2 separate regions of the Homo sapiens genome follow, and region 1 is linked to region 2. Evidence: read pairs that join two places in POLR2A ChIA-PET (ENCODE). Cell type or tissue: CD4-positive, alpha-beta T cell. All regions are shown on one strand. Each heading gives the region's core, and the rest is flanking DNA. Links, peaks and the distances in the headings are about the cores only.

The links. ChIA-PET counts read pairs that join two places held together with the same protein. Peaks named below come from ENCODE experiments on the same cell type or tissue, not always from the same donor. Only the 100,000 strongest peaks of a DNase experiment are listed, where the experiment ranks them.
Region 1: POLR2A ChIA-PET joins it to region 2 with 11 read pairs; 1 of 35 experiments calls an interaction of 5 or more read pairs at or near these places.

The regions. Positions count from the first base shown.
Region 1 is chr5:55,059,201-55,067,500 of GRCh38, forward strand. No RefSeq gene overlaps it. Among named protein-coding and RNA genes, the nearest start is that of GZMK, 39 kb to the left of the region's middle. In CD4-positive, alpha-beta T cell, for the core only: no CTCF peak of the experiment used is centred there; DNase peaks (open chromatin) are centred at 3,031 and 3,401; H3K4me3 peaks cover 852 bases.
Region 2 is chr5:54,940,162-54,948,461 of GRCh38, forward strand. No RefSeq gene overlaps it. Among named protein-coding and RNA genes, the nearest start is that of ESM1, 41 kb to the right of the region's middle. In CD4-positive, alpha-beta T cell, for the core only: CTCF peaks have their summits at 4,314 (motif pointing right) and 4,519; a DNase peak (open chromatin) is centred at 4,290.

The DNA.
Region 1 (8,300 bases), core at 1,421-6,420, 120 kb after region 2:
ATTGAAAATAAAACCAGTTTACATAAATGTATAGTCAGTTCTGAAGCTTATTTTCACATAAACGTAATTTTAATCTAGATGTAGTCTTTTTTAAATTTAGCATTCTTTTATAAACTCTTTACCATGTAACAAAAAAGTCCACATGGTCATCATCATAACAACTGTCTTGGGTTGGGTCCCTCCAAAAAGCAGGTGCTGAGACATGGATGTGAGTACAAATAGTTCTTTTAGGAGGTAATCCCAAGAAATACTTGCAGAAAACTGGGAAAAATGAGGAAACCAGTGAAGGATATGTTATTGGGCAAGTTACCACTGTGAGTCACCAGGGCTCAATCCCCACTGGGGACCCCGGGAGACAGTGTGGAACACACCCTAGAGTTAACCCAACCAAGGGGTGAAGCAGCTGGGGTATTTATTCACTAACTCCCATCGGCAAATGGCTGAGAGATGCTTCCAGGGGGTTTTAATCCTCAGCATTTTAAGGCTGCTCTGCGAAGGGGCTCAGAGGGCTTTGACACTCAGAGAAAGCTCATTGGCAAAGATTTGCAGGTGCTTACAGTTGGAAGTGACTGGATAGCAAGCATATGAATGGGAAGTCCTGAGGTTGTGTGGTCATGGCACAAGAGAATCAGGTGAAATAACTGTATAATATTTCATCATATTACTATACTACCATTTTTCTATTTGCTTTGAGAACAGACTTTAATTGTCCAAGTTTTAGAAAGAAGTCAGTTAGTATAACACTCATGTGAAACTTAGAATAGGTACCTAAGAGTTGTATTAAATTGTTTTATAATTAACATTGTAGAAAGATGAATGCATTGTTTTTGTTCAAAAGTTGTTCATTCACTCTACACTCATTAAGATGACTATAATTAAAAGAAAGAAAGTGACAAGTATTGGGGAAGATGTAGACAGATCAGAACCCTTGCCCACTGTTGAGTGGGAATGTAAATTGTGCAGCCACTGTGGAAAACAGTATGGTAGTTCAGCAAAAAAATTTAAATTGAATTAGCATATGATCCAGCAATTCCCCTCCTGGGTATATACTCAAGAGAATTAAAAGCAGGGACTTAAACAGATAAATATTCATATTCCCCTGCTAAGAGTAGCTTTATGCACAGTAAACAAAAGATGGAAGCAACCCAAATGTCTATCAATGCATGAATGGATAAAGTGTGGTCTGTACATATAATGGAATATTATTCAGCCATAAAAAGGAAATATGGCATATTCTATTACATAGGTGAGCCTTGAGGATATTATGCTAAGTGAAATAAGCCAGTCTCAAAAGAACAAATACTGTCTGTATAATTCTACTTATATGAGGTACCTAGAGTAGTCAAATTTACAGAGACAGAAAGAAGGGTAGTTTCCAGGGGCTGAGAGAGTGGGGAATGGAGAGTTATTGTTTAATGAGTATACAGTTTCAATTTTGGAAGATGAAAAAAGCTCTGGAGATGGCTGGTAGCAACGGTTGCCCAACAATGTAAATGGACTTAATGCCATCAAACTGTACACTTAAAAATGGTTAAAATGGTAAATTCCATTTGTATAAGTCTTACTTTAATAAAAAGAATCCTGCAAAAAATTTAAAAATAAAAATAAGCAAATGAACTATTACAGGCCACAACATGAAGTTTTTTAAGCAAAAAAGATGTACATTAATTTCCTCAATATCTGCCATGCTGTACATACTTAGCTTTTTGAAATAGCATCTAGAGCCTGTGAAAATAGCAATAGACATTTTGGGGCTCTCTGATGTTCTTGCCATCCTTACTCTAAATTCATTCACACCCAAAGTCTTCCTCGTGCTAGAATAAAGCCAGCATTCGATCCAAAAATACAACAGTTTGACCTGAGCTCTTCCGCCAAGATACAGTTCACTTGCAGTTGTGTGTTTCTAATGTTGGTGAAGAAAAGCCAGGAGCCTTCAATGTCCAGAAAGAGTTGGCAACACGGGTTGGCCAGTGGTGTCTATGTTGAGAGCTGGTTCACCTGCCCTCTTCAGAATGGTTGTCAAAATCTGTTCAGGAAGCCCTCAAGGAAGGCAGTTTTCAGGCTAGCCTATTGGTCCCCTCCCCCAGAGTATGTTAGTTCAGCATCTGTCTCAGAACAAGAACTCAGTAAATATCTCACAAATTAATGAATAAATAATTAAACCAATGAATAAATAAATGAAATTCTACAAGAAAAGTCCAACAAGCCTGGAAAAAAGCTGTGCCACCATTAGTTATTCTAATACCCCTGCTCCCCCGTCACTGAAGGAAATAGATGCTGCACTGGGAGGACATGTCATCTTCATCAAACCCCTGCCCGGTGGAAACACCAGGCAGGCAATAAGCCCCACAGAGCCCTCTCTCTGCACATTCCCATCCCTGTGCCTCACAGTCCCTTCCAACATAGGAGCCTGAGGATAGATCACAAACTTCCCAGCTGTTCCCTAGAGCCCTATCACCCAAGAAGGAGAAGGAGCTATGAGGAGGAGGCTGGGGTGGTAAGACTTGGGACCCCCACATGTATACACACATAGTCAGAGCAGCTCTGACTTTCATCTATTTTATATTTTAGTTTTCCACAGAAGATTCAATGAGGTGGGCAAGTTTCCTCTCAAAAAAAAAAAAGAAAGAAAGAAAACACTGGTCTAGCTGCATATTACATGACTATAATCTCCCAGAGGGCAAGAGACTGGAATTGTACCACCATCCCCTAATACCTGGTACAATGCCATGAACTTGATCGGGAAGTGTCTTGGGGCATCAGGCAAGAAGTGCCAATTACCTGGGTCCTAATCCCAGCTCCAACATAAACCTGCTGGGCAAGCTACATGATAAATACTGTTCCATCTTTACTCTTTAAAAAGTGCCACTCTGGAGATTTTTCTACACTAACATCTCCTCATGAATACCTCATTCATGATTTTATCAGCTTAGTTGAAATGTTTTATTTTAGCTGAAGACATCTGAATCGAGCCTTCACTTTCACATTCGGTCAGCATCCTGCACACATGCATATGCACACGCTCTCACCCGCTCCATTCCCCAACACCGCAACCCACATCCCACCACACCCCGCATCCCATCCTGCCGCCCAGGGCACCCTGGGACTCCCCTGCATCCCTCTTTAGATGCCAATTAAGAAAATAAATAGTTCTTATTATCCACTTACCCTTAAATACCTTCCTTGAGAAGTACTTACATCGTTTTTAATGAAGTGATCTGGTGGACAAAGCAAAAACTAATCCAAATTGCCAAGAGCCCCCAGAAGTCCCAATAATTAGTTCTATTCTATTCTCCCATAATGTAAGATATGGTTTTTAGCCTCTAAATATTTACTATTTATTATAGTAAGATGTGGTGTATCTAACTCAAACAGCTAGCGAGCTACCACTCTGCCCAACAGCTGTGCTTTCAAGTGGTTCAGTACATAACCACAAACACTGTGGCTGTATTGCTCTCTGTAAACACTATAAAAAGTCAAATATGCCTATATGCTTCTCAAGTTCACTCAGACCAAAAAAAAACTCACCTGTCCCATATACTATCAATAAAATAACTCCAAAAAGTCCAAATAAATGCAGAATAAACATTTAAAATACTCTAGGCTGGATATCTTTTTACATTGTAATTCACTGTAATTAGTCAAATCCTGTCAGAATGTTGATACAGGATATTTGGTGAACTGGTCAAGTTTAATCATCTCTCTAAAATGAATGGCAAGAATATATTAATATATTATAAGGTCACTCTCCTGTCAAAGGTACAATTAATATAGACAGCACAGGTAAGCCACCAAGGACTCCAAAAGTACAGAGAATAATGTAGAAACCTTTCCATATCTGTCAGCCCCTATCACCAGTTAACTATCAAATTTTGCCAATTCAACTACTTTTGAAAGGTCAATTTATAAATGTCTTATACTATAATCTTTTGTATGTGTGTTCACAGAAAATCAAACAGGCATGTGGCTGTTTGGGGGCAGAGAAATTAGAAGAGAGCACTATCCCCTCTGACGGGGCAGGTACTGCCTCATATGTTGCTTTGGGCTAAAACCCTGGGTCTCTAGGTGCTGAGAGAAGCTAGAAGGAAGGATGACAAAGTCTGTAATTCCTGGGAAATGAGACAGGCAGCATAGCCCATCCAGGCTCTGACTCACTTGGAGACCTTCTCTCTTCTGGCTCCATCCATCCCCCACGTCAATCATAACAAAGAGGAAATCAGCTTTGCCCTCGGGGATGCATCTGGCAACAATTATGATTTGGGGGTGAGTCCAGGTTTAGTTAGGGTATAGGAGGTGCACTGACATTTGCTGAGTGCCAACTATGTGCCATGCAACACTTTACCTTAGTACCTCTCTACCCTGACAACCAGTTCATCATCACCTGGAAAACAGGAAGGAAACGTGGGAAGGCCTGGGACCACTCCAAACCAAGTATTTCACAGTCAGAACAATTACTTTACCGTAATCCTCTCAACAGCCTCATAAACTAGGTACTGCTGTGCTCAGATATGACATAGACATTAAACAGCAGGGCCAGAATTTAGAGCCATGGCTATCTTCTTTCTAAAGTCCTACTCTTTTCCCTGACCGCAGCACTAGAGACTAGCTAGTCTGGTCCTCATTTAGACCATACAATCAATTCAGAAAGTAACTAGATACTTCATATGTATTTTAAATGGAATAAATGAATATATCATGTTCTAAAACTTGAATTAGAAAGGTAAGTTTGTCCAAGTAGATCAGATTAATGAAACAAAGAATCAGACTGCAAATGTAGGCCCAGGTTAACAAAGAGTGCAAAGCCTTTCATTCCTTCACTGTGGATAAAATGTTCACTCTATTCGTCATCTCTTCAAATATTCTTCAGTCTCCTTGCCTGTTTTCTGACTGGGATTCCAATTACATCACTGTTAGTTTGATATTGTCCCACAGCTCTTGGATAGTCTGCTCTGAGTTTATTTTTGTTTTGTCTTGGTTTTCACTTTTTTTCCTTTGTGCTTCAGTTGGGGCAATTTCTACTGACTTGTCTTCAAGTACCCTACTTCCTCAGCACAGTCACGTCTGCTACTGAGAATAACAAAGTTATTAGTCTTTCACTGTGTTTTTCATCTCCAGCATTTCCATTTGGTCCCTTTTTATGGTCTCCATCTCTCTGTCAATACCCTTATATGTTCATCCATGCTATCCCCCTTTTGCACTGGACACTTTAATATATTAATCATTACTACTTAAATTTTCTTTCTGATAATTCTAACATCAGAGTCATATCTGAGTCTGATTCTTTTGGTGCAGGACAGGGGCAGCCCTACACCCTGCATCTGGTGAAGGATGTGTAGGAACAGGATTTCCCTGAAGTGGGGTGGGTGGGAGAAAGGTAATTGCAACTTGCTTGATTTTCTGACCTGTGGACTTAGAATGAACTTTGTCATGAGAACAGACTTTTATGGGGTTCCCACCAAATCTTTCTGGTTGCAATTTGGTCAGTTAGATGTGGTCTAGGACTGGAGGTTTCTATGTGGTGGGTTTTCTACGTAATGAAGCTGCTAGACCATTCTGCCCACCCCTGCTCCCCAGCCCAATGGAAGGTCTGCATCTCATGTCATCCCACGAGGCCACTCACTGCCTCTCACTATTCTGCGCCTCTCATGATCACTTGCACAGTCCCCTCATTTCTTTTTTATTAACCACTTTATTGAGATATAATTTCCATACCATAGAATTTACCATTTAAAATGTACAGTTCAATGATTTCGGGTATATTACATTATTAATTTGAAAAATTTTTGTAAATGTAGGTAGCGAACTTTGCCATTTTAACCATTTTTAATTGTATAATTCAGTGGCATTAATTATATTCACAATGTTATGCAACCATCACTACTATGTATTTCTAAAATTTTTTCATCACCCTAAACAGAAACTCTGTAATCATTAAACAACAACTCCTCGTTCCCCTCTCTCTCTAGCCCCTCATAGCTTCTAATCTACTTTCTGTGTCCATGGATTTGCCTATTCTAGGTATATTATGTAACTAGAATCATACAATATTTGTCCCTTGATCTGGCTTATTTCACTTAGCACAATGTCTTCAAGGTTTATCACATTGTAGCATGGATCAAATCTTCATCCTTTCCTATGACTGGGTAATATTCCATTGTTTATCCACTCATCTGTTGAAGGACATTTGGGTTATATCCACCTTTTGGTTATTGAGAATAATGCTGTACAAGAGTCTGTTCTAGTCCTGGCTTTCAGTCTCTTTGAGTATGTTCCTAGGAGTGAAATTGCTGGGTCATATGGTAATTCTATGCTTAGCTTTTTGAGGAACCCTCTCATTTCTTGATAATTTAAACCCTAGCTTATTGCTACCTTTTCTATCACTATTTTTGTCTTAATAATTGGTGATTTCAATATCCTTTCAGCACCTGGCCTTTCAATTCCTTAAACTCTTCTCCTTCACCTCAATAGCTTGTCCTTCACACTATTTCACTTATCTCCTACTCCCCTCCACCCACTGTGGTCATTCCCTAGACCTGTCATCAGCACTAAGGGCATCTCCGGAATCTCCATTTCAGTAGTCTCTCCAGTACCAGGTAGAGCAAATCCTTCAACTCTGCAGGAACTCCAATTCTTTGACCCTACCACCTTTTCACACTTCCTTGGTCTTTTCATGTCTTAACTTCCCCCCACACACCAAGCTTGAATTCCATAATCACTTATTTTCTTCTTTATTTATTTATTTATTTAGAGATGGAGCCTTGTTCTGTCACCCAGGCTGGAGTGCAGTGGCGCAATCTTGGCTCACGGCAACCTCCACCTTCCAGGTTCAAGCGATTCTCCTGCCTCAGCCTCCCAAGTAGCTGGGATTACAGGCGCCTGCCACCACGCCCAGCTAATTTTTGTACATAATCACTTATTTTCAATCACTGCTGTGCCTACACTTTCAATTCCAGGGTCCTTTTATCACTTGGTTGTGTTTGCTTAGAAAACTACCACCCTAGTTAAAATAAACTCTTCACCTGTAACTCATCATAGGCATCTAAGAAAAATCACACAACTCCTTGGCCTTATCTTAATTAATGACCATGAACCTTAAATGGGTCTTGAATGCCTCCTGGCAATCAGTATTACATTTCCTTAGTTCTTTCATTTTCCCTGTTCTTCTAAATGACTGTTTCATACTTTCTCCTCTCTCCACAAACCTGCAATATCCACTCCGCATTCTCACTTTGAGCTGATGACCTGGCTCCCTATGCACTGAGGAAATTGAAGTAGTCAGAATGGGACTTTTACAGACTCCCTCCACCACATCCACCCACCTACCATGTCTGCACTTGCACACTCCACTTCCCATCTATAACTGTAGACAGACTCTCTGCGCTCCCATCCAGGACCCGCTCCTCCACTTTGCACAGGACCCATCCCCCTCACTTATTTGAACATTATACCACCAATTCTTCCTTTTTGTAAACCTACCTCAAATTTCCCTTTCTACAGAATCAGTCCCTCTAACATCAAATACACTGTTATTCCTCTCACCTTAAAAATAGCCTCCCTTTGCACTCCAGCCTGGGTGACAGAGCGAGACTCCATCTCAAAAAAAAAAAAAAAAAAGTCTCCCTTGGCCTCACTTTTCTTCCCAATTACTTCCTGCACCATGAGGCAAGACAAGTAGAGAAGCCCATTGCCAGCCCCACACTCCAATCCAGCCCACTGTTTCCTGGCCCTGCCCCCAAATTCCTCTTATCATCTCTTTGTGGAAACTCATTATCACTGAACAAACTAATTTTAACCCCTCTTATCTGTTCCTTCCCTTCCATCCCCACAGCCTCTGTTAGTACAGATCTGTTCTATAATTTCCTAACTAATTACCCTGCTCTAGCCTCACTTCCTCCTCCATCACTGGAAACTTTCAGCCTCCCCCTGCTAATATGAGTTTCTGTCATTCCCTCCCATTAAACACTTCCATCCTTAGTAAGCATTCACTCTAGGTTAAAATTGGGTATTGCTATGAAAACACTGCTCCAAGATACTTTCCAAATTCCCCCTTCCAACAGATTGCTGCTCCTTAAACCTCCTAGATACAGACATTCCAGAGCTGCCACTGCCTCCACATTGGTGTCAGAGTGGTCTCTCTAATGAAGACAGAATCCTATGCCTGCTTCAAACTCTTCACTGGCTCCCCATTGTCCTGTGAGAGTCTATCTACCTTATTTGCCATGGTGCTGAAAGTTCTCCATAATGTTCCTCTCTCTCTAACCTCATCTCTTACTTCTTCCACACGTAGGCTCCTGAAACAC
Region 2 (8,300 bases), core at 1,970-6,969:
AATGATCAATTTTATTTACATTGATCAAAGTCACGTTCCCTGAACTTGAACACCCAAGAGAATATAAAAAGGAGGTAGTCCCTTAACAAGAGGCCTCTCAATCTTAGCTGAACATTAGAATCATCTGGCAGCTTTTTAAATTTTTATTTATCTCATTTTATTTGATTGATTGATTGATTGATTTTGAGACAGGGTCTCACTGTGTCACCCAGACTAGAGTGCAGTGGGGCAATCTTGGCTCACTGCCACCTCTACCTCCCGGGCTCAAGCAATCCTCCCACCTCAGCCTCCCAAGTAGCTGGGACTATAGGCACACGCCACCACGCCTGGCTAATTTTTGTATTTTTTGTGGAGACAGGATTTCACCATGTTGTCCAGGATGCTCTGGGCTCAAGCAATCCACCCATCTTGGCCTCCCAAAGTGCTGGGATTATAGGCATGAGCCACTGCACCAGGCGGCAGCTTTTTACATACCAGTTCACTGTCTCCACCCCAGACCTACTATATCTAAATCACTGGGGTTGGAGCTCTGGCGTTGGTATTTTGTAAGCGCCCCAGATGACTCTAATGTGTAGCCTAATATTCTAATATTAGGACTATAAAATTGAGAAATAATTTGACAGATCTAACACTGCCATTTAACATAAAAGAGTATTTTGGATTGGTGTTAGTTTCCTACCACTGCTATAAAAATTATCATGAACTTAGAGGTTTAAAATAACACAAGTTTATTATCTTATAGTTCTGATGTCAGAAGTCCAAAATGGGTCTTACCAGGCTAAAATCAGGGTGTGGTAATGCTGTCTTCCTTCTGGAGGCTCTAGGGAAGAATGGTGTACCTTTTCCAGCTTCTAGAGGCCACCTGACTTGGGCTCGTGATCCCTTTCTCCATCTTCAAAGCTGGCAGCATAACATCTTCAAATCTCTTTCTCTGCTTCCATTGTCCTATTTCTTCTGTGATTCTTATAAAGATCCTTATGATTACACTGGGCCCATCCAGGTAATCTAGGACGATCTCAAGGTCCTTAATTTAATCACATCTGCAAAGTCCCCTTTGTCATGTAAAGTAGCATATTCACAGCTTCCGGGATTAGGATGTGGACATTTGGGGAACCTATTATTCTTCCTACCACAGGATCTTTTAAGAACTGGAGAAATAGCAGTAAGGACAAACAGAGATCACTTTTGGCTGCATAAATGGGTAGATTTTTAAGAACTGCCTAGAACTCAAAAATGAGGCTTCCAGAGTTTTATCCCACCACCTCAAAAAAAAGCAGATTTCAGGTAAGAATTCTGGTTAACTTTCCCTGCTACCCTCTGTTTCCCTTCTCCAAACCCCCCACCCCAACCCCATTCCCAATAAAATGCAGCTACCTAACAAAGGCCATAATGCTTTCTATAGTAAGTAAATTCTGGGGAAAATTAGAAATATGGTTTTCCAATTTTTGTCAAAAAAAATCATTTATAATTTTTTAAAGAGGGGAAAAGGCCTTAAATATGTTGAAGCACTGCCACTCATTTCTTTTCTTAGTTGGGACATGCATATACCCGTAGGCACACATTCACAAGGCTGACATTGCCCTCTAATTGGAAATCCTCTTAAAGAAGGAAAGAGAAACTTGTTGATCTCCCTTTCATTATCCTTGGGAATAAAATCCTGCAAACAGACAGGTGTCATGATGCAGAAACCTTTTCAGAAATTCCCCAGGATGAATATCCCATTTTCTCTACCATTTCTTTCTTTTTTTTTTTTTTTTTTTTTTTGAGATGGAGTTTTACTCTTGTTGCCCAGGCTGGAGTGCAGTGGCGTGATCTTGGCTCACTGCAACCTTTGCCTCCTGGGTTCAAGCGATTCTCCTGCCTCAGCCTCCTGAGTAGCTGGGATTACAGGCATGTGCCACCACACCTGGCTAATTTTTGTATTTTTTTAGTGGAGACAGGTTTCACTATGTTGGCCAGGCTGGTCTTGAACTCCTGACCTCAGATGATCCGCCCGCCTCAGCCTGCCAAAGTGCTGGGATTGGAGGCGTGAGCCAGAGCACCCGGTCCTTCCTCTACCATTTCTAATCACCCTATGGATGGGGGATTCTCTTCCTCCTAAGGTCCCACCTCCTGCTGCTTGCAATTGCAAAGGAGATACTTTGATAGATTACAAATTGTTTTCAGTAGCTGACCTAGACATAACATCACCACTTCCTGATTATATTGATATGTGTTTCTATTATTTGCTTATTTGCGCCTCCAGAAACAATTCTTTTTTGTTGTTTTACTATAAACAGCATTGCAAGGTCTCTGTATTAAATCATAATTATTTACCCATGCAGTTCATGCACCTTTGTCCCTGGGGAATCTGGTGACGTGAATTTACAGGAACGTCAGGGTATTTCTCACCAACAGTTTCCTGTTATTGATATGCTTTTGTTTAGTTGTGATCTTTTTTTTAAGCATTCAGTTTCTCAAGGGAAAAATAAACAGGCATGTGACAATTATCACAGTCATGGGATCTCATCTGGGGACCTCACGTATGTGTTTTCATCAGGGACTGGCCCCTCTGGCAAGGCCAAACACTGTGAAATTGTATAAGCAGACAATTGGTTATCATTCATTCGTTCTCTCAGTTTTCCCACATGCTTCAGATAGCTATCTTAGTAAATAAATACACATTATACTTTGTAGAAGAAATTCCACAGTCTCAAAAGAGACTGTAGTAAAATAGAAAAAAAATTATAAGAGATGGATCGATAAGAAATCATTGATTTTTCTAAGCTCTGAAGTACAGAAATCCAAGGTTGGACTTTTCAATTATGAAGTAATTATGTTAGTTAACACTGTCATGAGCCTAAGTGTTCTTGCCAACTAACGTAGAAAATTGTAGTACTTAATTACTGAATTGAGACTTCACAACACTTGGAAAGATATTAAATGTACCTAAGTTTTCCGTCTCTCTTTATTATTACTCAAATATACATTCATCATGATTTTCAATGTCTACTTTTAATTGAGAAATGAGAATCCTTATCCTCAAAAACATTCCAGAAAGTGTAGTGGTTTTTCTAAATCCTGTCTTCTATATCAATATGCTATAAAACGTGAGCTGAAAACTGACATTAGCAAACAACTTTCTAAAACTATGCTGTCCTGGGTGGTAGCCACCAGCCACATGTGGCTATTTAAATTCAAATTAATTTGATTAATTTGCTAGAGGCCATGATATGGGACAGCACAGATCACTGAACATCTTCATCATTACACAAAGTTCTATTGGGCAGCCCTGTTCTAAGAAGCAGACTCAACATGCAATAAGTAGAAAGCTAATACCTTTTGAAGTACATTTACTGGCGGAAATTGCAGCTAAACTTTTCTTATGTTTGAAAATTGTTTACTTTCAATAAGGTGGCCCCCTTAAACCTAACACCTCCTCTCCTCAGGTTTTATTCCCTTCAGAAGTGTATAAAGTATGTAGAGCTGGTAAGCCTGGAAAATGAATCAAGAATATAAAAAGGTATTGTGAAGCAACAGTATATCCTGCAGGAATAGTGCTCATCGTGGCTGACTGACAATTTGCCTGATGCAAATTGTCAAATGTATTTGTCATAATGTCATTCTTCCTCCCTCCTTTAAAATGTCAAACAAGCACAGGTTTAGGTGAATATTATAGCATGTAAATATAGAAGTCAGTTGTCTGAAAATTCCCTTTATGATATGTTTACCCTTGGCATCAAACCCCGTCCTTCTACAGTCTCTCAAATTTTATCACCTTCATTCCCACTCCCAGACTTACCTCTAGCCTGGTGACTCCTTAAATACACTAAAGAGAAAACAGAAAAATTCTCCAGTTCAAATTTTGAGTCCTGGATCTGCCACTTACCTTGAGTCATATGACCTTGGGGAAGCTACTTCACCTTTCTGAGCAACAGCTTCTCACTCCTACAACATGTACGGTGCTGCTAAGAATACCTACTCTACAAGGCCTTGCTTGTGAAGGCCTAATGGGGTGATAGGTGTGACAGCGCCAAGTGAGTCACAGAGCACAACACAAATGCAAGTGGCTATTATCGCTAGTTCAGTTACTTTTCTTTGTTGACCATGAGGTTCTGAGAGCCACAGCACCTGGGAGTCCCATAAAAGGACAAATTGAATCACTGATTTTCTCAATGTATGGAAAGCCCAAGGAAAACTGGACTCGTCAACTCATCATCAACCGTAGGATGCAATTTTCAGCTTAGAGATGTATAAAGTAATACTGAACATCAACAAATGCTTGATCGAGACCATACAAATCTTGGCCAGTAGGGGTCTCTGAACATTGCACACTGAAGCTCTTTATTAAAACTAATGTAATCTAATTACTTAAATCATCTAATCTGGGTATTTTGTTCAAAAGTCTGTGCACCTGAGTTGAAATGTTCTGTTTCAGCTGGGCACGGGGGCTCATGCCTGTAATCCTGACAGTCTGAGAGGATGAGGCAGGCGAATTGCTTGAGCTCAACATGGTGAGCGTGGTGGGTATGGTGGCATGCACCTGTGGTGCCAGCTACTCAGGAGGCTGAGGCAGGAGGATCGCTCGAACTAGGAGGAAAAATGTTCTGTTTCAGTCCTTCATAGCATCATGACTTTTTGCCGCCCTTTAAATTAATTAAATTTTTTTTCATCTTTTCTTCTCTACTAGCTCTTTAGTTATATATTTTGAAATGTTTTAGTAGTTATCCTAGAGATTTGAATATGATTCTTACTTATTTCGGTTTACTCTAAATTGCTGCCTTTATGGCTTAAGAATTTTATAAAAATTTATAGCTTTTTCTTCCTTTTTGCTACTGTTTTTATATTTTGTACCTCTTTTATATTATAAATGCTATAAGGTATTATTATTTTTGCTATTTCAAACAGCCATTATTTCATTGTTCTGGCTTTATTGAGGAATAATTGACATAAATTGTCTATTTTTTTAAAAAACTCTGTTAAATAAGTAGTAATATAAATAAATGTAAACATAACAGGATAAATAAAATCACAGTGTAGCAAGAAAGAACAGAGGGAACATTTATCCAAATAGAGCATTTCTCATTTATAGACATTCGTTCTGTTTTTCCACTCAAGCTTCACTAAAATATTCTTTTCCAAGCAAAAAGAAAAATAACTTTCTTCTGTTCCTTTTGTACTAGTCACCTCAGATTTGGTTCTAGGAAAAGGATCTCCCTGTTGATGAAAGAATGATTTATTTTCCAGTTCGTGAAATGAAACTCTTGCCAGGACTCTACCAGCAAGGCAGTTCACACAGCAAAATCTCTGACCAGGCTTCCAGCAAGCCCCTGTTGCTCCCTCCCACTGTTGGGAGATTTACATGGTCAGGCTGAAGTTCACAGAGCCAAGTTCTTAGACACCTGAACAGGGCACTGCTCTACAGTTCCTTTTTTCCAGCGTGAAATTTATTTCTTGGAGGTAATTACCTTAACTATTCCTCAATTTCTTCATCTGCACATTGTCTGTCTCAAAAGGGATATAGTGAAGACTGCATACATTGTCCCATTTAGAGTGCCAGCATGGTGCTTGGCATGTGGTAGAGGTACAATAAATATAAATGACTTTCTTCTCCTTCTTGCATTTGCATAGTCAATTCAATTTAATAAGCCTTGATTGAATGTGCAAGATCCAGCTAGCACGAGGAGGGGAGAAATGATAAACACAATGGTCTTTACTCTTGAGCCATTTACACTCTAACAGGGAGAAAAAACAAGCACACAACTATCACTTGAAGCAGAATGTGACAAGAGCCTAAGAGGGTAACAAGCAAACCTGTATGGAAGCACAGAGGAAGGAGAAAGTGTTTCAGGCTGGGGAGTTTCTGATGGTTTCATGCAGTGGGGGGCATCAGCCCTATCTTTTAAAGAGTCCTTAGATATCTGTGGTGCAGATGGGGAAGAAGGGCTTGAAACAGTGGATGAACAGAAGGAGTAAAACCATGGGAGGCAAAGTAAAGGGTTTTAGGAAATGGAGGTGGGGGTAGACCTGGAAGTTTGAAAAGGGCTATGTATGAGGAGAGGTGCCAGAGGTTGGGCTGGAAGAGAAGAGCATGGACAAGATTGAAACAGCATTGAATGTTGTGCACACTTTAGACCTTATATCCAGAGCCAGGGCCTCTCGGCCTTTTCCTTGTCATGGCACACATAGAAAATAACCATGTCTGTATAGTACACTGGGGTGAATGGATGAGCTTGCCTTTGGCTGCACCATAGCTTGGAGCTGCCCCAAATGCCGAGGGGATCAATATCTCAGCACATCTGTAACCAATTTGTGGCATGCCTGGATCCCATGGCACACAGGGCAGAGGAGTAGAATCTCTGCTCGAAGCAATGGGGCCAAGGGAGGCTTTTTGAACAGAGATGTTACAATACCAGAACTTCCTACTAAATTGTCAACATTCCAAACCATGGGTATATACGTCATGGCTGAAGTCCAGAAAGTAATGGATATCTACAGGGAAAAAGATATCAGTGTGCATTGGACTTCTGTTTGGCCTTCTATTTGCAAAGTGAATTGTTTAAATAAGGGTGCCTGACAATAATATCTTAATACATAGAAACACAATTTATCTCTAGCTTCCTGGTAGGAAATGCACAACTTGTAAAATCAAAACATATTTATATCTGAATGGCCTAAATCAAATTATCACTCTTCCAGAATAAGAAAGTTACAGAAATAAACTTGGTAATAATTTTTCCTAACTGCAAAATCTTTGCTTAAGTTTCGTGTTTTGGCAGAAACATATATTCTCAATTTTTCTGACACTTCTCTTTAGAGAAATTTTAAATATATACACAAAACTGAAATTTATGAAGGAAAAAGCCTTGTATCAAGCCTGAAAGAAACATCCAAGTTTTGCTTTTCAAACCACTTAGGGGTTGAGGGACTCTGTGCTTAGCCAGGCTGTTCTAACCTTTTCCAAAATCCCTATGACTTTTCAGTCATTTTGCCTTTCTTTATGTTAACCTCCATTGGTGCTTTACAGAAAGACCTGTCATGCATGAATCTAATGAGTAGGAGATAGAAAACAGAGGTGGACTCTAAAATAAAGCAGACAGTGATATTTTTTGTCTCTATGCCATCTTTAATGAAGATGATGAAAACTAAGTTAAAATATTTAATACAGAAAAAATTAAAAATAGATATGATAATTTCTCTCTTGGATTCTCTCTCTCTCCTCTCTCTTATTCTCTCTCTCTCCTCTCTCTCATTTTCTCTCTCTCTATCTCTCTCTCTCTCCCCTGCCCTCTTATTTTAGTGGATGGAGTTTCAATTCCTACTTAGATAATGCCATCTTTCATTGTTTTATCTCAGAAGTTGAAGATATTTTTAAATAGGCCTGAACTGCTAGAAAAAAGAATTAAATATGAGTTGTCAAGTTATTACAACAAAACTACTAGACGTACTTGATATAAATACAAAGACATGCTTGAGGAATGGGCAAAGATTTCATAACAAAGATGCCCAAAGCAATTGCAACAGAAGCACGAATTGACAAATGGGATCTGATTAAACTTAAGAGCTTCTGCACAGCAAAGTAAACTATCAACAGAGTAAACAGACAACCTACAGAATGGGAGAAAAATTTTGCAAACTATGCATCTGACAAAGCTCAATATCTGGCATCTATAAGGAACTTAAACAAATTTGCAAGAAAAAAAGACCCCCTTAAAAGTAGGCAAAGGACATGAACAGACACTTTTCTAAAGAAGATATACATGTGGCAAAAAAGCATATGAAAAAAAAGCTTAAGATCAATCATTAGAGAAATGCAAATCAAAACCACAATGAGATGCCATCTCACACCAGTTAGAATGGCTATTACTAGAAAGTCCAAAAATAACAGATGCTGGCAAGGTTGAGGAGAAAAGTGAACACTTATACACTGTTGGTGGGAGTGTAAATTAGTTCAATCATTGTGGAAAGCAATATAGCAATTCCTCAAAGAGCTAAATACAGAAATAGCATTTGACCCGGCAATCCCATTACTGGGTATATACCCAGAGGAATATAAATCATTCTATCATAATGACACATGTGTATGTTCACTGCAGCACTATTCACAATAGCAAATACATGGAATCAAACTAAATGCCCATCAATGGTAGACTGGATAATGAAAATGTGGTTCATATACACCATGGAATAGTATGCAGCCATAAAAAAGAAAGAGATCGTGTCATTTGCAGGAACATGGATGGAGGTGGAGGCTACCATCCTTAGCAAACTGATGCAGAAACAGAAAACCAATTCACTTATACGTGGGAACTAAATGATAA